Linked DNA regions of Homo sapiens: region 1 is linked to region 2. The links are chromatin loops, found by intact Hi-C in ENCODE. Cell type or tissue: HCT116. All regions are shown on one strand. Links, peaks and the distances in the headings refer to the core of each region. The heading gives the core; the rest is flanking DNA.

Region 1 (10,200 bases), core at 1,070-9,069, 310 kb after region 2:
GCCTCCTGAGTAGCTGGGATTACAGTCATGCACCCAGCTAATTTTTGTATTTTTAGAAGACACGGGGTTTCCCCATGTTGGCCAGGCTGGTCTTGAACTCCTGACCTCAGGTGATCTGCCCGCCTTGGCGTCCCAAAGTACTGGGATTACAGGCATCAGCCACCGCGCCCAGCCCCTAAATTCAATTTCTATTTTACGAAGTACACCTTAATTTTTTTTATGAAAATCATAAGTACACTTCTGTATAATTTGAGTATGTCAGCAAAACACATTTAGAATGAAATCAATTATATAAACATTTTTTTCTTGAGAGAGAGTACCTACCTTTTGATTAGCTCTTCAAAATGTTGATATCCCCAGAAAAGCCAAGATTCACTGTTCTACAAAGACTGAGAGTATAGGTGCATTTATAGTTAGAGAGTGATGGATGGTTTTTCAGAAGAGCCAGAGATTTTTCAGCAGCATCCATAATGATGATTTTGGGACATACTCATTTGAAAGTACTAATGTCTCAATTTGTTTTAAGATGACAAAAGCAAAATTTAAATATGATACTTGTGAGGTTTCAATTGCATGATCTTGCAGTTTATTAAGGGGAATGTGGTTATAAATACATAATCATATTATAGGTATTAAAAGGTATATGAACATGTAAGTTATCAGAGCTGATAATAATTCCTGATTATTATTATTATTATTATTATTATTATTATTATTATTATTTGAGACAGAGTCTTACTCTCTCACCCAGGCTGGAGTGCAGTGGCACGATCTTGGCTCACCACCACCTCTGCCTCCCAGGTTCGAGCCATTCTCCTACCTCAGCCTCCTGAGTAGCTGGGATAACAGGTGCGCACCACCACGCCCAGCTAATTTTTTGATTTTTAATAGAGACAGAGTTTTGTCATGTTGGCCAGGCTGGTCTTGAACTCCTGACCTCAAATGATCTACCTGCCTTGGCCTCCCAAAGTGCTGGGATTACAGGCATGAGCCACTATGCCCGGCCGTGATTATTAAATGATTGTTTCTTGCTATGAGACTATGTCCAAGTGTTGTTAATGAAAAAGTATGGTGTGTGAGCTCTTTGAGACTGGGAGCTCTACCTTCCTTGTTCTTTGAATTTCCCTAAAGACCTACTGTCTTGGCCTCCATTTTTTTTTATATCTGCCATAATCTATTCCATAGTCAGGTAGCATAAGTGCTTACTGTGGGTCTGGTTCTCTTGCTTGCTTTTTGTCTTCTTCCTGCCTCCACATAATCATTATCTTACTGACTCTCGTCAGGTGTTTTTCCCTTTGTCAATATCCTCTGCTACTCCTCTAAATTCTCCTCTGATTTTTTTTTTCTGATATTCTGTTGTAATCTTTGCTCAGTTAACCAGCTCTGCCTTGTCAAAGGCCTCCTTAAATTCCCCCACGCTCCAATGTCTTTGCTTGGCGAGAAAGACCAAGAGCATGAGCATTCAACAAGGATCCCCTGAACATGCTGTGGTTGGTGTCAGGCAATATGCTGGGTGCTGGGAATGAGACGCACAGTCTCTACCCTCCAGGAGTTAAAATCCAGGCAGGTTAAACAGTCTGGCAGGATCTCCCAGGACCTTCTGTCACTTAGCAAGGAAGGAAAAGGGCTGTTGAAAATGAATAGTTTGGGTGCCACTCATTCTGCTGTATTTATCCCGTGATGTCCCTGGCGTTTGCATGGGTGCTAAATAAGCTGTTTCTCAGTCTTGTGTTACAGAAGAAGAACAAAACTACACAGTTGGTGACCATTTTACAAATAAATTCATTTTTAAAAGTCAGTCATCCTGAGAATATTCCAATTTCCCCCACCACTCCAAAAAAGCCCCAATCCTTTCCAACCACTTGAGGATGCAGTAATCCTTTTTTTTTCATTTTTTTACTGTATTTTTAAAATTTTTAACTTTTATATTTAGTTCAGGGGTACAGGTGCATGTTCGTTACATAGGTAACCTTGTGTCATGGGGATTTGTCATACATATTATTTCACCACCGAGGCATTAAGCCTAGTACCTGTTAGTTTTTTTTTATCCTCTCCCTCCCATCCTCCAACAGGCCCCAGCATGTGTTCCCCTCTGTGTCCACGTGTTCTCATCATTTAGCTCCCACTTATTAGTGAGAACATGTATTTGTTTCTCTGTTCCTGCTTTAGTTTGCTAAGGATAACAGCTCTGCAAAAGACATGATCTCATTGCTTTTTATGGCTACATAGTATTCCATAATGTCTATCCGAAGTGCCACATTTTCTTTATCCAGTCTGTCATTGACGGGTATTTAGGTGGATTCCACGTCTTTGCTATTGTGAATAGCACTGCAATGAACATATGCATGCATGTGTTTTTATAATGGAATGATTTCTGTTCCTTTGGGTATATACCCAGTAATGGGTTATGCATCAATACTTTGAGGAAGATTGCTTTGGACTTTATTTAATCCATCAGTCAGTCAACAAATGCTTACTGAGCACAGGTTGTTAGGTGCCAGGCACTGAGGACACAGCAGAGCCCAGGACAGATCCCGTGCCCTGAAGAATTTCCGGGTGTACAGTACATCACTGTGCCGTGATGTACTGTGGAGACAGCAGATGGGGGATCTATTCCATCACTACCTGCCTCATTTCTTTTATGCCTGGTCTAATTTCCTTCAAGTCAGATAAGTACTATAAATAGCTGGTTTGGTTTGCTCAGCAGAACCAAACTTGAGCTCCTGATTTCAAAGCCCCTGGGATGTGGTGAGGTCCCTTCAAGTGGCTCCCTCAGTTGCCGGACAATGACCTGTCTGCGGTTGCTGCTGATTTCACTGACTGTGTGGGATCACTTTTCAATAGACAGCTGTAACCTTAACCACACCGCATTGAGTCACAACAATATCTTTTTTGCCAAATTCTTCAAGAGGGGCTGTCTCCCACTCATGTGTACTCCTGTGAAACTCATAAAGGTGGATATGATTCATCATATTGCTAAGGCTTTTTCCAGAAATATCTGCATTCAATTTCTGTGAAAACAAAGGAAGCAAGCTTTCTCCTTCAAAAACATGGGATACAGGATTCAAAGCACTTAAAGGCAAACATCCCATCAGAATGAGGTTTTAACCATGTGAGATTCCATACTTCCCTTCACCCTATACAATCTCTACTTTGCTCCAATGCTTTGAGATCTGACACATGTTCCTCTATTCTCATTCAGGCCCCTAGACTAACATACCCTGGAGATGACAAAGGCTTTCTACAAATGACACTATTGGTCTTTCCAGTTCTTACCAACACAAGGAATGAATACCATTCTGGCCAGAGTAGTGCTCCTATAGATTGGGGGCCCATCTGCACTCAGTTCTTTTAGCCATCCCTCTGGAGCCCAGATGAAGGATGACACACCTGTTGCTGAGTCCCAGTGCCTGTTGGTTACTCTCCAGTGCTTGGAGTGGTATTCTGGGCTGACGAGGGCACCCACTCAGTGCCAAGACTGATTGTTTGGTCAACAGATGTCTGGGCCACCAAGATACCCTCACAGGGAGTCCTTTGGTCCCAAAACTTTGTGATGTTGTAGCTCTGGATAGCAGATAGATTGCTTAGGTGTGGCGACCCTGCCTTGAAATAAGAAGGCAGTCATGGGAAGTGGAGAGTGCAGAGGAGAGGATGGGGAGTGTGTTAGGCAATTGTTACATTGTTATAAAGAAATACCTGAGGCTGGGTAATTGATAAGGGAGGTTTATTTGGGTCATGGTTCTTCAGGGTGTACAGGAGGCAAGGTGTTGGCATCTGCTTCTGGTGAGGGCCTCAGGAACCTTCCAATCATGGTGGAAGGTGACAGGGAGCAGGTACATCACATGGTGAGAACGGAAGCAAGAGAAAGAGAAGGAGAGAGCCTCAGACTCTTCTAAACAAACAGATCTCAGGTGAATTGGGCAAGAACTCACTTACCACTAAGAGGGGATGGTGCCAAGCCATTCATGAGGGATTCACCCCCATGGTCCAATCACCTCCCAGCAGGCCCCACCTCCAACAAGGGGAATAATATTTCACCATGTGATTTGGAGGGTACAAACATCTAAACCATGACAGGGAGAGAGAGTGGCCCTAGGTATCAACCAAGGAGGCCACAGCCCAGGTACTTGGCCTGCGTCATGGCACTGCACCCGCTGACCACTGGGCCTATTTAAAACATTAAATGTGATCCAAAGAGGCTTTTGGTGGCCTTGTATCTGTCATGACATTTCAGCATGCTGCCATCTAGTGGACGTGTCCGTGGACTGACTGACTAGTCAGAGGAATTTGGACCCCTGGATCATCTTCTTCTCTATCAAATTGAGCAGTCAACACTGGGAACTTTGAAGTGAAATGTGATCTCCTTACTGGAAATTGTAGTAAAAGAAGGAAGTGGAGACAACAATGGACTATCTACGATCCAGTCTTCCACCCAAGCTCCCTAGGAAGATACTTTCATGGGTGGGATGTAGGTGGCTGGCACGTGATGTTAACAATCCCCTTGTGCTTGGCTTGATTGCTGCTGGAATATCAGTTTTTCCTTGCTTTCCCTATAGGGAAATCTGCTAAAGAAGTTGAGTCTCTTCATCAACATGTTCCCTGCAGTGGGTACTATTTCAAAGGGCTCAGTTTTCTCATGGTGTCCACTTCGCCTCCTCCTGTCCCTCCACTCCCATTGCGATCAGAGCAGAACCTCACTTTCACTGGCATCTCTTCTTGTTCAGTTAGAAAGTCTTTATGAGCCAGTGGCCTGTTTATTAAAATCCAGTCAGAAGAGTAGTGATCCAAATCCTATTGATCCCACCTCATTTAACTTAGTGAATTAAATACTTAGGAATACAGGGTGTATCTGGCTAGGTCAAGGTGACCAGAACAAGGTTATCTATGATTGATTATATATTTTAAAATATTATCAATATCTAAGCTTAAACATATTCACTGTGACTCAATTCTCTTCCAACAGAAATATTAATAATCCAAATAATATTCTTTGTGAAATAACCTGAATACAGACTAACATTTTTCCTTCTCTCCTGTTGTACCTCCTAAAGTGAAATGATCTTGAACAGAAGTGGAAGTCATTGCCCACTAGTCCTATGGCGAGGGTACATTTATCTCCCATTAATCTCTGTTTCACAACTGCCACCATGTCTATGAAGTTGGCCTTCTGCCTCCACAGATGTCCTAAGCCTAAAACACTTCCACAGATGACTTGGCTTCAGCTTCATGGACCACATAATATCAGAAATCAGCCATCATTTTGCCTCTCAATTTTGGAAAGCATTGTTCTACAGTGAAGGCTTACTTACATCCTTGGCTGTGCCTCAGAATCACTTGAGTTTTAAAAATGTACATGTGCCATAATTTGACACCTGAATATTCTGATTCTGTAGACTTAGGATGAGATCAATTGTCTGTAGTCTTAACTCCAGTGATTCGTTGTCAGAACAAACAGCCGACTGTTCTAGACCTTCCAAGTCTTGTTCCACATGTTCACTGCCTGTTGTGTATAGACCATTAGCCATATGGAATGGATCAATTCATACTCAAATGGTAACTCCAGAATAGCACCTCTTACTAAAAAAAAGACAAATGCTCTATGTATTCCCAACAGAATTCAGTTGTGATGACACACCATAGTTCACTGGCCAGAACACTCCCTTTGGAATCCATTACTCTTCCACTTCTACTGGTCCTCCACCACCTCTGGCACCACTGTTACCCCAACAGCTGGTCAATATTAAGCTGTCGTCATATACATATAAGGAATTCAGTAACTAGTGCTGGGCCCTGGGAGACTGGGGGGAGATTTGTGAGTCTGGGCTTGATTCCAGATACAACACACATTTTGCCCAAGCCAGCTGCTGGAAGACCAAAACTTCTGACTCTCCAAGGAAACAACAGATGCTATATTCCAGGTCTTTACACCCCAAGCATTCTACTCATGCTCATCCAAGACTCCAGACTCCCTTCTCTACCTTGAACCCTTATGTACATGTTTGAAGAGGTTCTGGGAACATAGTGGCATTAAAATCAGCCACTGGGTCAAACAGCTAGGCGAAGAAACCCTTCTCCCACCTCAGAAATGTCCTGGGGCACATTAGGGCCTGCTCTGCATAAGCCTGGGGGAAGCAAAATCCCTCTCCTGTTGGTGGAAGGTGGTGTCTAAATTCAGTGAGCCCCTTGTATAATTCATCCTACTAAAACCCAAGGGTGCAATTATCTTTAATAAAAGCTACTCACTGCAGCCATATTCTTTGACTTGGAGAATGTTCCCAGTCTCTGTGCCCACCCCCTGGTTCAAATCTTTTCACTTAACCGTGGTTTCCTTGGCTTCCAGCTGGTGGCCTCCCTCGCATCTGTATTTTCTCTCTCTCCCCGCAATCCTAGCCTGGGATTGCATTCCTGATCGGCCGTCCTACTGGGTTCTGATTTAAAGATGCTGCTTCCTGGGTCTCCAGTGGTCAAGTGACTTTTTCCCTTAACATCCTTTCCAGCCTCCTGGAGTAGAACATCATGGCTCAGGCCTAGTACCCATACTCCAATTTTTTGAGTAGGTTGGGGGGCTAGCCCCAAGGACTCAGTAAGAAAAATTAATACCCCTTCCTGAATGTAGGGAAGGAAATGCAGAAGAACACTTAATCCCCGTGGGAGTCTTCCCTCCAATTCCCCAAGCTGTGACCACCAGTCCTGAGGTCTTTCTTAATTGCTGCATCATTTTAACTTACGATTTTTCATCTTCTTTCATCTGACCAGATTGTTAGCTCTCTGATGGCAACAATGTGCTACCTAAACTTTGTTTCTTCGTAGTATCTGGTGTAATCTTTTACTTCAAATAGGGGATCAAATAAATATCAATACATATAGATGCTATGAAATAGGCAAACACATATCACTAGTGCCTTCTCTACACAAAGATAGAGGTAAATGTGATGGGTTCAGGGGTTTCTGTGATTTTAGGTAAGATGTGCTGGTTGGGTATCAGAGGCTTCTAGAGGGAGTCAGTGACAGGGAGGGACTGCTCAGCCTCACAGGAGGGGGAGTGTATTAGTCTGTTTTCACACTGCTGATAAAGACATACCTGAGACTGGGTAATTTAGAGAAAAAGAGGTTTAATGGACTTACAGTTCCACATGGCTAGGAGGTCTCACAATCATGGCAGAAGGCAAAACACACATCTTACATGGCAGAAAGCAAGAGAGGGAATGAGAACCGAGTGAAAGGGGTTTCCCCTTATAAAACCATCAGATCTCATGAGACTTGTTTACTACCATGAGAACAATATGGGGAAAACTGCCCCTATGGTTCCATTATCTCCCAGCGGGTCCCTCCCGTGTGGGAATTATGGGAGCTACGATTCAAGATGAGACTTGAGTGGGGTCACAGCTAAAGGATATCAGAGAGAGCATCTGACAAATGCAGTGGAAGGATTTCTTGAGAATGACTGAGTTCATATCCCAAATGAGAACCATACGCAATTTCCTATAGATTTTTCCAGATCTCCCCCTCAAAGCAATAAGGGGCATCTGCTGGATGGCTGTAATCATGTTCAGTTCTTCCTCATTCGTTAACCTGTGAGGGCATTCACCAGAGTGGGCTCAGACTCTTGCGTGTAATCTTTTTCCAGGCCCTGGGGTTTGTTCTGCACCAGCTGTGCTGTGACATCTTTTATTTACCCCCATCAAAGTCCACAGGACTAAGCACAGAAAGGAACTGGTCTTTTCTGATGTAATTGCTTTTACCACAGCCTATAAGTCATGAATCTTTACCTGTTGATTTTTAGGAAAAGATTTTTTTCCCAATGTGTTATGCAAAATGCTGGCTATATTCTCTTCAAATGAACGTTATGCAAAATGCTGGCTATATTCTCTTCAAATGAACGTTATACAAAATGCTGGCTATATTCTCTTCAAATGAACGTTGCCTCTTTCTGTCTTTCTCTACCTGTATGAACTTCTGCTTGGGTTCTCTTTGCAAGCTTTATTCTCTGTGGCCAAGAAGGATCTCTTTGCCCAGTGAACATATTGTGTGCAGTTGTTTCACACAGCTCTGGTGGGTGCAGCTGCTGCTTGCTTGCAGTCTGAATTGAAAATGGATTTTCCTCTATGCTGCTGTGACACTCCCTGTGGCCGGGAATGAAACAGTTCGAAGTATTCTCATCATCCACTCACTTGGGCTATGTGGCAGGCCTGGAGGAGGCGTGGTTAACAGGAGGATGAAGAGAAGGAGAGTTGCTGCTGCTGTTTGTAATTAGAGACTAAGGTTGTTTGATGATGAGGGTAAAGAGTACATAAGAAATATCTCTACAACCCATAATCAATTCAATGTGATCAAAACAATAAATATACATACAATAAATATACATACAATAAATATAATGTAATCACTGCAGAGCCAGTAATCATTTCTGAAGACAGGGTAGCAGGTGTGAGAGGACGTAGGAGGAGGTAGAGGGCAGGAAAGTTGGTGAGGAACTCAATGGGGCAGCTGGGTCTTATGGCGACATAATGTAACAGAAAGGAAATACCTGAGAATGAAAGGAATGAGAGAGGAAAGGTTAAGTACCTGGAACCTCAAAAGGATCTTTTATTTTTTTGAGATAAGGTCTCACTCTGTCACCCAGGCTTGAGTGCAGTGGTATGTTCATGGCTCACTACAGCCTCAACCTCCTGGGCTCAAGCAATCCTCCCACCTTAGCCTCCGAGTAGCTGGGACTACAATGATGCAACACCATGCCCCGCTAATTTTTTTTTTTTTTTTTTAGTAGAGATGGGGTCCTGCTATATGGCCCAGGCTGGTCTCAAACTCATGGGCTCAAGTGATCCTCCTGATTTGACCTCCCAATAGTGCTAGACTTTCAGGCATGAGCCACCATGCCTGGCTAACCTTCAAAAGAACCTTGCCACCACTGCCAACACTCAGAAACTCTGAAAAGTTGGAAGCTGGCTCTGAGTTAATGAGCTGAGTTTGTAAGTCTTTTTGACAAGAGATCAACTGCTATGCTCGCGGACTCGTGCGTTGCTCCGTCTTGGTTTCTTGACTTTGGCCTGAGCCCCAGCCCGTCCCTGTGGGTACAGGTTTTATGGACTGATCGATCCATGTGACTGCTTATTTTCCTTCATACTTTCTACCACCATTTCATGGAGAACTCTGCTTGCTGCCAGCCTGTATGTATCTTCAGGGACTTGTGTGACTTACTTTCTCCTGCAGTGCTATTATCAGAAGATTGTATCTTCTTTAGGTGATTTTTCCATATCAGGCAGCTCTATAAAAATGATAACAGTGGGTGTAAAGTAAGTTTTGCATGAAATCTTAAAAAATATTCTACCTAGTGGCATTATTTTTCATTTGCATTTGGAGGGGACTGAAGGCTGAGTGAGTGAGTGAGAAAAAGGGACACCTTGGGAGATGCGTTTTTGGCAATAGAAGAGGAGGCTTTTCTGGTGTGTGGCTTGGCTTTTTTTTTTTTCCTTTTCTTTTTTTTGAGACAGAGTCTCATTCTGTCGCCCAGGCTGGAGTGCAGAGGTGCCATCCCAGCTCACCTCAACCTCCGCCTCCCGGGTTCAAGCAATTCACCTGCTTTAGCCTCCCGAGTAGCTGGGATTATAGGCGTGCACCACCATGCCCTGCTAACTTTTATATTTTTAGTAGAGACAAGGTTTCACCATGTTGGCCGGGCTGGTCTCAAACTCCTGACCTCAAGTGTTCTGCCTGCCTTGGCCTCCCAAAGTGCTGGGATTACAGGCGTGAGCCACTGTGCTCCCCCTTGTTTTGTTTTGTTTTGTTTTGTTTTGGAAAGCAATAAAGCCCAAAGCTCAATTTGTTTTTGGTTTGCTGCAGTTGCTGAAAAGAAACACTTTGTCTCCAGCAAAGACAGAAAGGAGGACTTTATATAGCAGTAATGTGATCACAGATATTTGATGTGGCCTCCATAATGAGGCCAACAGTGAGAAGCAAAGACAGTTCTCTAGAGGAGGTCAAGGCAATAACAGGTAAATGAACGCTGTGCTAGATTCAAAAGATGGGATTTTGGTCTGGTGAGGTGGCTCATGCCACTAATCCCAGTACTTTTGGAGGATGAGGCAGGTAAAGTGCTTGAGCCCAGGAGTTTGAGAGCAGCCTGAGCAACATGGCAAAATCCCATCTCTACAAAAAATACTAAAATTAGCAGAGCACGGTGGTGCCTGCCTGTGGCCCCAG
Region 2 (10,200 bases), core at 1,319-9,318:
TCTTTCTTTCTTTCTTTCTTTCTTTTCTTTCCTTTCTTTCTTTTCTTTCTTTCTTTTTGAGGCAGAGTCTCGCTCTGTTGCCCAGGCTGGAGTGCAGTGGCGCCATCTCGGCTCACTGCAAGCTCCGCCTCCCGGGTTGGCGCCATTCTCCAGCCTCAGCCTCCCGAGTAGCTGGGACTACAGGCACCTGCCACCACACCCGGCTAATTTTTTGTATTTTTATTAGAGACGGGGTTTCACTGTGTTAGCCAGGATGTTCTCGATCTCCTGACCTCGTGATCCACCCACCTTGGCCTCCCAAAGTGCTGGGATTACAGGCGTGAGCCACCGCACCCGGCCGCTTGTGTTATTTCTTATAGGAATCAATTATTTTAAAATATTAGAAGGCAATAGACTGGAAGCTTAAAAAGCCATTTGATGGTAATTCAGCCTCTTAGAGCTTCAGTCTTCTAAAACCCTGTAAGTCGGGGCCAGGCGCGGTGGCTCACGCCTGTACTTCCAACAATTTGGGAGGTCCAGGAAGGTGGATCACTTGAGGTCAGGAGTTTGAGATCAGCCTGGCCAACATGGTAAAACCCCTTCTCTGCTAAAAATACAAAAATTAGCCAGGGGTGGTGGTGCACACCTGTAATCCCAGCTACTCGAGAGGCTGAAGCAGGAGAATTGCTTGAACTCAGGAGGTGGAGTTTGCAGTGAGTCAAGATCGTGCCACTGCACTCCAGTCTGGCTGACACAGTGAGACTCTGTTTCAGTAAATACATAAGTAATAAATAAATAAGACTTAGAAGTGGAATGGCAGCATTACGCATTCACATATTCTACTTCAAAATGCCAAATAGCTCTTTGAAGTAGTGGCAACAACCTCTACTCCTACTCCTACCTGTGGTGTTTGAGAGCTCCAGGTGTTCATCATCCTCCCCAAACCCCTGCTTTTAAACACTTTGATATTGAAAATTTTGAATATATACAAAAATAGGGAGATTAATGAACCTTTAAGGTCCTGTCATTCGATTTTAATAGTTACTAATTCACAGCCAGTCTTGAATCATATATACCGATCACACTCCTGCAGGTTATTTGAAGCAAATTTCAGTTCCAGGATAACACTCTGAAAGATAAGAACTCTTCATTTTTTATTTTTATTTTTTGAGACAAGGTTTCACTCTGTCACCCAGGCTGCTGTGCAGTGGTGTGATCACACCTCACTGCAACCTCAACCTCTCAGGCTCCAGCGATCCTCCCACTTCAGCCTCCTGAGTAGTTGGGGCTATAGGCACGTGCCACCATACCCAGCTAATTTTTAAAATTTTTGTAGAGATAGGGTCTCACTACGTTGCTCAGGTTGGTCTGAAACTCCTGAGCTCAAATGATCCTCCCTCACCCTCCCAAAAGTGGTGGGATTATAGGCATGAGCTACTGCACCCAGCGAGGACTCCTTATTTTAAACATAACCAAAACACCATGATTACACTGAAAAAATAATCATCAATCTTTCCTTGTTGAAATAAAATAACCAGCCACGGTTCAAATTTCACAACTGTCTCATAACATTTTATGGTTGGCTTGACTCACATCCAAAATAAGATCCATAAATCACAATTGTTGATATGTTTCTTCAATATATTTCAATTGGTGGGTTCCCTCCCCATCTCTCTTTTTTTTTGGTTGGTATTTATTTATTGAAAAATAAAAACAGGATTGTTTGTTCTATAGAGCGGAGGTCCCAAACCCCAGGCCACAGACTGGTACTAGTCCATGGCCTGTTAAGAACTGGGCTGGCACAGCAGGAGGTGAGTGGCGGGGGAGTGAGCAAAGCCTCCTCTGTATTTACAGCTGCTCCCCATTGCTCACATTACTGCCTGAACTCTGCCTCCTGTCAGATCAGTGTGGCATTAGATCTAATAGGAGCGGGAACCCTGTTGTCAACTGTGTGTGTGATGCATCTACGTTGCGTGCTCCTTATGAGAATCTAATGCTTGATGATCTGTCACTGTCTCCCGTCACCCCAAAATGGGACCATCTAGTTGTAGGAAAACAAGCTCAGGGCTCCCATTGATTCTACATTATGGTGAGTTTTATAATTATTTCACCATCACCTGAGGTCAGGAGTTCAAGACCAGCCTGGCCAATATAGTGAAACCCCATCTCTACTAAAAATACAAAAATTAGCCTGGCGTTCTGGTGCGGGCCTGTAATCCCAGCTACTCGGGAGGCTGAGGCAGGAGAATTGCTTGAACCAGAAGGCGGAGGTTGCAGTGAACCGAGATGACACCACTGCCCTCCAGCCTGGGCGACAGAGCGAGACTCCGTCTCAAAAAAAGAAAAAAAAAATTATTATACATTACAGTGTAATAATAGAAATAAAGGGCACAATAAATGTAATGCACTTGACTCGTCCCAAAACCATTCCTCCCAGCCCCGCTCCAACCGCCCACCGGTCTGTGGAAAAATTATCTTCCATGAAACTGGTCTCTGGTGCCAAAAAGGTTGGGGACCGCTGCTGCAGAGGTTCTCACAGCATGGATCTTAGTGAGTACATGGTGTGGAACATGCTCCTCTCTCTCTGTGTGTTCTGAAAACTGGTGTCAGAGTTCGATCAGATTTATGTTCAGTTTTTTTTTGATCCCATAGTTTGCAAAGTGCTCTTGTACCTCCTTTCAGAACGTGTTTCCAGGCAAGGAATTTGGAATTCCCTGCAAGGACAAAGGTCATGTTTTCAAACAATGAGAGGCAACATTCCCAGTTATACATATACATGTTCTAGGTAATTTTTCACTTCTTTCTTTTCCTACATTTGATGACAATCTTGGGAAGTGGGGGGAGTTGTCAGATTGAAACATTTACAGCATCAAAATAATAATTTCTAAGCCAAAGCCAACTTCCCGTGCACTCTGGATCCTGCTCCTTCTCCAATGGTAATCTAATTTTACCTTTGATTCCATCCAGTATATACGGGATTGGAGTCCAGGAAACTGAAAAATTATCTTTTGTATTATCTTTTATCGTTCTCTTTAATTAATAAAAAATAAACCAGACATCCTTCCAAGTTTCCAGGCTATTTGGCTGGGTTAAGAGAAGGCAGAATAAATACAGTGAAAGCTAGTTGCTCAAAAAAACAAGAAACAAAACTCAAACCCAGAAAGAAGTTATATAGTATTTTCTCACTCCATTCTTGGTTAAAATTCAGTCTCAGCGAACAATTTGTTACAAAAAAAATTGAAGTCTGTAATATTGTTGAAGTTTATCTCATTTTTTTCTTTAAATTTATCTATCTCCCTTTTTTCTTTAAATTTCTCCCTTAAATTCTGGATTGAGAATTGACAATTGATTTGAGAAATGGAAGAAACATAAAGGAGAAAAGGGAGCCTTCTGGTTTAATGTGACGTAAAGTTCATAAAGCTGGAATGAAACTGTGCTTTTCATGCTTGGTTTAGGTGCCTAAGACATTTCAAATGATGGCTACAAATATACATAGAATAGGGGGAAATTTCTCTATTCTTTCCTAAGCCTTGGGTTGGTTTCTGGGGAATATTAACACACACAGACTACAGACTCCCTTTACAAAGCTGGGCATTTTCACACATGCAAATACAGTTTTGGGGGCTGGTGAGCATTATTTGAGTGGTTGCTTGGTATCGTTTTTTAAAAAAATAATCATTTTCAATTATCTTTATTTATCTGTTTTAATTTTTTAGAGACAGGGCCTTCCTCTGTCTCCCAGGCCAGAGTCCAGTGGTGCAATCATAGTTCACCACAGCCTCCAACTCCTGGACTCAAGTGATCCTCCTGCCTCAGCCTCCCGAGTAGCTGGGAATACAGGCATGCACCAAGCCAGGCTCTTCTTGTTTAAATTCAGTTCAGTGAAATATTTTTAAAAAACAGAATCTAAATATTTAATAGCAAATAATGGGATAACATTTATTAAAATTGTTTTTAACTTTGAGACCAATAAGCATATACACAAACATATAAAGAAAGTATTTTGCAGGATGGATGGCAATATTAACTTTCTTTATGACTCATTGTTGAGCTTTCCAAAGTTATGTTAGCTAAATTATTGAAGGGTTTCATTGATAGAAATTATGAAACCATCCTTGAATACAGACAGTTCACTAGCAGGCAAGCAATCTATATTTCACACAGCTGGAAGATGTGAGGAGATAAGGAGTAAAGGCTGTGGTGTGTTTATCACCGCTGATCAGCACACAGACTTCAGATATAAGAATGTGTTAAAACAATTTTTCCCCCAGGTTTTTCAATTATATGCTTTAAGACTGACATTATCAGCGGGATCACCTTTTAGAATGGAGATGAGCAACTTAACACATACAATACTATTAATAATTCTTCAGTTTTGTCCGTCAGCCACCAGAGGGCAGTATTTTCTCTCTTTCTCTTTCTCCCTCTCCCTCCCCCGTCTTTCTTTCTCTCCGTCTCTCTTCTTTTTCTCTCCATTTCCTTCCTTCCCCCCCTTCTCTTTCTCTCTCTCTCTCTCTCTTCTCTCTCTCCATTTCCCTCCTTTCTTCCCTCCCTCTCTGCGTCTCTTTCTCTTCTTTCTCTTCCTCCATTTCCCTTTCTATCGCGCACGCTTTCTCTCTCTACCTATTTCTCCCTCTTTCCCTGTCTCTCTCCCCCATCCTTCTCTCCTCCATACATCGCTTTCACTCCTCATCTCTCTCTCTCTCTCTGTCTCTCTCTCTCTCACACACACACACACACACACACACACACACACACACACACTGCATACTTCATGGAGATAACTTATCCCATGGGGGACTGACCTAGTTCTGCCTGCTCCCAGCGCCCCTCCCTCACTTTCTTGCACCATGTGCTCTGGTCCGGGCTGTCCTCAGAGCATTCACTCTGGTCTCCTGGATTCTAATCTTCCAGGGTGCTGCCAGGAGTGGTATTTTGACCACATATCTTTCCTGTTTAAGATCCTTCAAGGACAGCGTCTCTCTGGGATTCAGGGACATTTGGACACGTCTCTGTCTTAGCCACTTACCCCATGGAACTGTCATGATTGATTTATGTGCCCATCTTCCACACTGGCATAGGAACTCCTCTAGGATGGAGACCTGGCAGCAGATATTGTTTTTGGTAGCCTCAATTCCTAGCAGGATGCCAGACACATAGCACGCTGTGGCCTCAGTGATTAACCAGTCATAGCTGAGGAACTCTATATACTGACACTGTTGCATTTTGTCAAATATGTATGCGTTGACTCGCCCTCTCTGCCAGCCTCCGATTCACACCAGAGGAAGCTAAGGAGGGGTTTGAATCCTTGCATCAACCGGGGCTTCCCCTTGTTATATCCATTTAAAGAGGGCTCGAGGGTTAACCATTGCTTTAAACATACATTTATAGATTTTAAAAATTAGGCCAAATGTGGTGGTTCACACCTGTGATGCCAGCACCTTGGGAGGCCAAGGTGAGAGGATCACTTGATGCCAGGAGTTTGAGACCAGCCTGAGCAAAATAGTGAGACCCCCATCTCTAATAAAAACTTAAAAATTAGCTGAGCATGGTGGTGCATACCTGTAGTCCCAGCTACTCAGGAGGCTGAAGTGGGAGGATCACTTGAGCTCAGGAGATCAAGGCTGCAGTGAGCTAAGATCTTGCCACTGCATCCCAGCCTGAGCAACAGAGCAAGACTTTGTCTTTAAAAAAAAGAATAAAAAATAAAAATATATAATTAATAAAATATAAACATAAATAAAAATGGACCACCTTAGCAGAGATTAGTTGACAGCTGAGAGCAGGAAGGAGATCTGGGCTAGAGACTGGGAAGGTTGGGGTGTGCCTGGGAGAGGCTGGGGCTGGGGGCAGGAGGACAAAGTATCCCAAACAAGGTTTCCAGCGAAATCTTTAACGTTCACCAACAAGGCAGTGCTGGACTTGGTTTCACCACTAGCAGCCTCTCCTTCTCCATTTTTGTAACATGTGCTCTGTTTTACTTTGAGCAAGAAAATTAAGATATATGGTTTGGCTTTAAAAGGCATAGTTCTGGGGCTGGGCATGGTGGCTCACACCTGTAATCCCAGCACTTTGGGAGGCCAAGGCGGGTGGATCACGAGGTCAGAAGTTCGAGACCAGCCTGACCAACACGGTGAAACTCCATCTCTACAAAAATACAAAAATTAGCGGGGCATGATGGCACCCAGCTACTCAGGAGGCTGAGGCGGGAGAATCGCTTGAACCTGGGAGGTGGAGGTTGCAGTGAGCAGAGATCATGCCATTGCACTCCAACCTGGGCGGCCAAGCGAGACTCCGTCTCAAACACACACACACACACACACACACACACACAAAAAAAAAAAAAAAAAAAAAAAAAAAAAAACAAAACCAAAAGGCATAGTTCTTTTTTACCTGGCAACACACGCACATGGTAAACAGAAGTCCAAACAGTACAAAGGGGGTAGAATAAAAGTTGTTTTAAAAATGGCAAGCGAGGCTGGGTGCAGTGGCACGCCTATAATCCCAGCACTTTGGGAGGCCGAGGTAGGTGGATCACCTGAGGTCAGGAGTTCGAGACCAGTCTGGCCAACATGGCGAAACCTTGTCTCTACTAAAAATACAAAAATTATCTCGGCGTTGTGGCACACACGTGTACGCACAGCTGCTTGGGAGGATCACTTAAACCCAGGGGGTGGAGGTTGCAGTGAGCCGAGATCTCACCACTGCACTCCAGCCTGGGCAACAGAGTAAGACTCCATCTCAAATTAAAAAATAAAAAGGGCAGGCAAAATATCTCTTGCTTTAATTTGTCTATTTCATCTTGCTTAGTTTTTCTTTTTCTTTATTTTAAATGCCTTCCCAAAGCTTGAAACAATTTTGTTTCCAAAAGATTGGTCTACAGCCATAAGAGTTTCTAAAACATTACTGATGAGCGTTTTAAGGATGTCTTATCTAAAATGTGGTTATGCAGTCATTTGTATTTATACATCTCCTTCTCAAGTCTGGGTAAACAAAACTCATCAGAGCACTTACCAAAGTCAGTGGAGAGCAGCTGGTATAGGGTGCGCGTCAGGAATGAGTAAGGCAGGTGAATCAGATGTCTACCATTCGCACCAATTGCTGCAAAATCAAAGACAGATCAAAGCCCTCAGAATGGTTGGTCCGAGCTTGCAAACTTTTCCTTTTCACATCTTGCTGGCAAGTGCTATTCAGGGTGAAAAAGATCTGGGAGAGAACAAAAATGATTATTCTGTTTTGTCTAGATGTGGAAATTCTGCCCTAGACTCCTTTGAGTTTAGAAGAAAAGGTGAAAGTTATTGCTAGATCTAAATAAGTCCCAGTTGGGAAAGATCTCAAGACAAAAAATTTTCATGGCATGTTGATACTTCAAAGATGTAATGTGAGGAGGCTTTTATATTTTGGATTTGAATGAGTATGGTCTCTTCATATTTACTCCATTTTAAGGATATACATTCTTAAAGGGTGTTGACAATGTAAACATTTCTTAATGTGGTCTCAATTGCATTATTTAAAAAGCTGTTGAAATGGAAAAAGGAGTCCAGACTGGAGACACGTCGAAGATCTAGAGAAAAATCCAGTGTTCAAAGGCGTGTGATAAAATGAATGGGAAGGAAATATTTGGAGACAAAAACCAAAGAACCTAACGGAGAAGAGGATTTTTATGGCCATCTGAAGCTCCTACAGCATGTTAATCTGAACAGTTATGGTCCAAGATGAAAGTGTTTAGTACACTGTTCAGTAAATATTATTGTTGGTGATGAAAAGTTTATTATGGAGAAAAAGGGAATTTTGTGGATGAAGACAAAGAAAATTGTGAGGCAACATGTCCAGAGATCTTGAAGGGCTGCGAAAAATTTTTGAAATGTAGATAAAGAGTAAACTATTTTCTCCAAGTATACAATAAGAATTTGGAGTGATATAAAATAATTTATATTATATAATTTATATAATTATATGTAATATATAATTTATATAATTATATGTAATATATAATTATAATTATATAATGACAAACAATTTAGTTAACTTTTGCCTAAAACATTCCAAACAGAAATAACAATTTATACTAATTAAAAATTTACTGACATAAACTGTTCAGTGATTCACATAAACCTGGTAAAGATATGTGTTATTAATAATTATTCAGGCTGGATATGGTTGCTCACGCCTGTAATCCCAGCACTTTGGGAGGCCGAGGCAGGAGGATCAGGAGGTCAAGAGATCGAGACCATCTTGGCCAACATGGTAAAACCCCGTCTCTACTAAAAATGCAAAAATTGGCTGGGCGTGGTGGTGCGTGCCTGTCATCCCAGCTACTCGGGAGGCTGAGGCAGGAGAATCACTTGACCTCAGGAAGCAGAGGTTGCAGTGAGCCGAGATGATGCCACTGCACTCCAGCCTGGAAACAGAGTGAGACTCCATCCAAAAAAAGAAAAATAATAATAATAATAATTATTATCATTCAGACTTGGGCTGAGGTGGGAGGATCACTTGAGCCCAGGAGTTTGAGACCTGCCTGGGCAACACAGAGACCCCTGTCTCTACAACATAAAAATAATAAAGTCATCTGGACATGGTGGTGTGCACCTGTAGTTCTAGCTACCATGGAGGCTGAGGCAGGAGGATCACCTGAGCCCAGGAGTTTGAGGCTGCAGTTAGCTATGATTCTGACTGCACTGAAGCCTGGGTGATAGAACAAAACCCTGTCTCTAAAATAATATTAATGACAATTATTATTATTCAGACTTGGTACTGAATATTTACCATGTCTTCTGAATGCTCACATGTCTCACATGTTGAGTATTCTTGAAGAATACTTCAGCTGGGCATGGAGGCTCACACCTGTAATCCCAGCACTTTGGGAGGCCACAGTGGGAGGATCACTTGAAGCCAGGAGTTCAAGACCAGCTTGGGCAAACTAGCAAGACCCCATCTCTATGAAGGAAATTTAAAAATTAGCCAGGTATGGTGGTGTGCACCTGCAGTCCCAGATACTCAGGAGGCTGAGGCAGGAGGATCACTTGAGCCCAGGAATTTGAGACCAACCTGGGCAAAATAGCGAGAGCTGATCTCCATAAAAAGAATTTAAAAATTAGCCAGGCATGGTGGTATGTGCCTATCAGCTAGGCAGGAGGCTGAGATGGGAGGATCGCATGAACTCAGGAGTTTGGGGGTGCAGTGAGCTATGATCGCACCACTGCACTCTAGCCTGGGTGACACAGCAAGACCCTGTCTCATACACACACACAAAAGCCTCTCAAAGTTGGTTTCTTCCATGGGTATTCTTTTCTTCTAGGTAGCATCCTTGTGTTCCAATATTTACATGAAGATGATGCCTTGCTGTTTTTCCATTTTAGTTGAGCAAAATTTGTGGTAGGGGAGTCCAGAATGAGAAAAACAATGACAATTTCAAAAGCAGACCTCCCTTATTTTAGAACTTTGCCCTGGATTTCATTTTATGGCCAAAGTCCAGCTGGCCAACCTCTCTTACCCTGCACTGCCTTCTGTGATTTTGTTTGGGATGAAGGATCAGAGGAGACAGTTGACAGAGAGCTGACTTTGAGGCCAGCAGCAGGGCAAGCTGGGAGAGAGAGCTCCCCTTCCCTTCACCACGGGAAATGCAGGCAAAGCCCACACCGGTTTGTTTTTTTTCTCACTGATGGCAGAGGAATTCCTATCCCTTGGGGTTTACACTCATTTTGTGTGCTCTCCAAATCTCCCCACTTATCTTTAGACAGACTCCCAACAACCCTCTGGACACAACTCCAAAGGAAAGAGTTCGCGGGCCCACGTCGTGCTGGGGAATGACGCAGCTCACTTTTTCACAGGACGGAAATCTGGGAAGTGTTTAGTCAGTTTCACGGTGACAGGCAGGATATCAGCGGGAACCAGGTCATGACAGAATCCACACCCTGCTCTCCTCCCGTACACAGTAAGAAGCAAGTCTCAGCCAGCCAGCGTAGACTCAGAAACAGAGGGTGAGGAAGAGCTCCAAGCACTGTTTTGTTTCCTTTTTTTGCACGATTGAGCTTGTAGAAGCAGAGGTAGGAGAAAAAGAAAAAAAGAGAGAAAGAGATGAGAAGGAAGAGGATCTATGCTTCCAGGGCTAAAGCAACCCTGGCAGAGGTGGGGCTGCGAGGTAATCAACAACGCTTTCATTCGCTCTTCAATGTTTTCAATTAATTAATTGAAAAAAAATTTCTTGAGCGGCCCTCTTAT

The links. Hi-C counts contacts between places; a loop is a spot of excess contacts. Peaks named below come from ENCODE experiments on the same cell type or tissue, not always from the same donor. Only the 100,000 strongest peaks of a DNase experiment are listed, where the experiment ranks them.
Region 1: it touches region 2 in a loop (6-fold over the local background); 15 of 110 quality-filtered maps call a loop at or near these places.

The regions. Positions count from the first base shown.
Region 1 is chr10:15,740,204-15,750,403 of GRCh38, forward strand. All of the region lies in intron 1 of LOC124902383 (a long non-coding RNA gene), which reads left to right. Among named protein-coding and RNA genes, the nearest start is that of ITGA8, 25 kb to the left of the region's middle. In HCT116, for the core only: a CTCF peak has its summit at 4,244 (motif pointing left); a DNase peak (open chromatin) is centred at 4,238.
Region 2 is chr10:15,429,885-15,440,084 of GRCh38, forward strand. No RefSeq gene overlaps it. Among named protein-coding and RNA genes, the nearest start is that of FAM171A1, 64 kb to the left of the region's middle. RefSeq lists an enhancer at 4,226-4,520. In HCT116, for the core only: CTCF peaks have their summits at 4,370 (motif pointing right) and 4,570; a DNase peak (open chromatin) is centred at 4,377; H3K4me3 peaks cover 626 bases.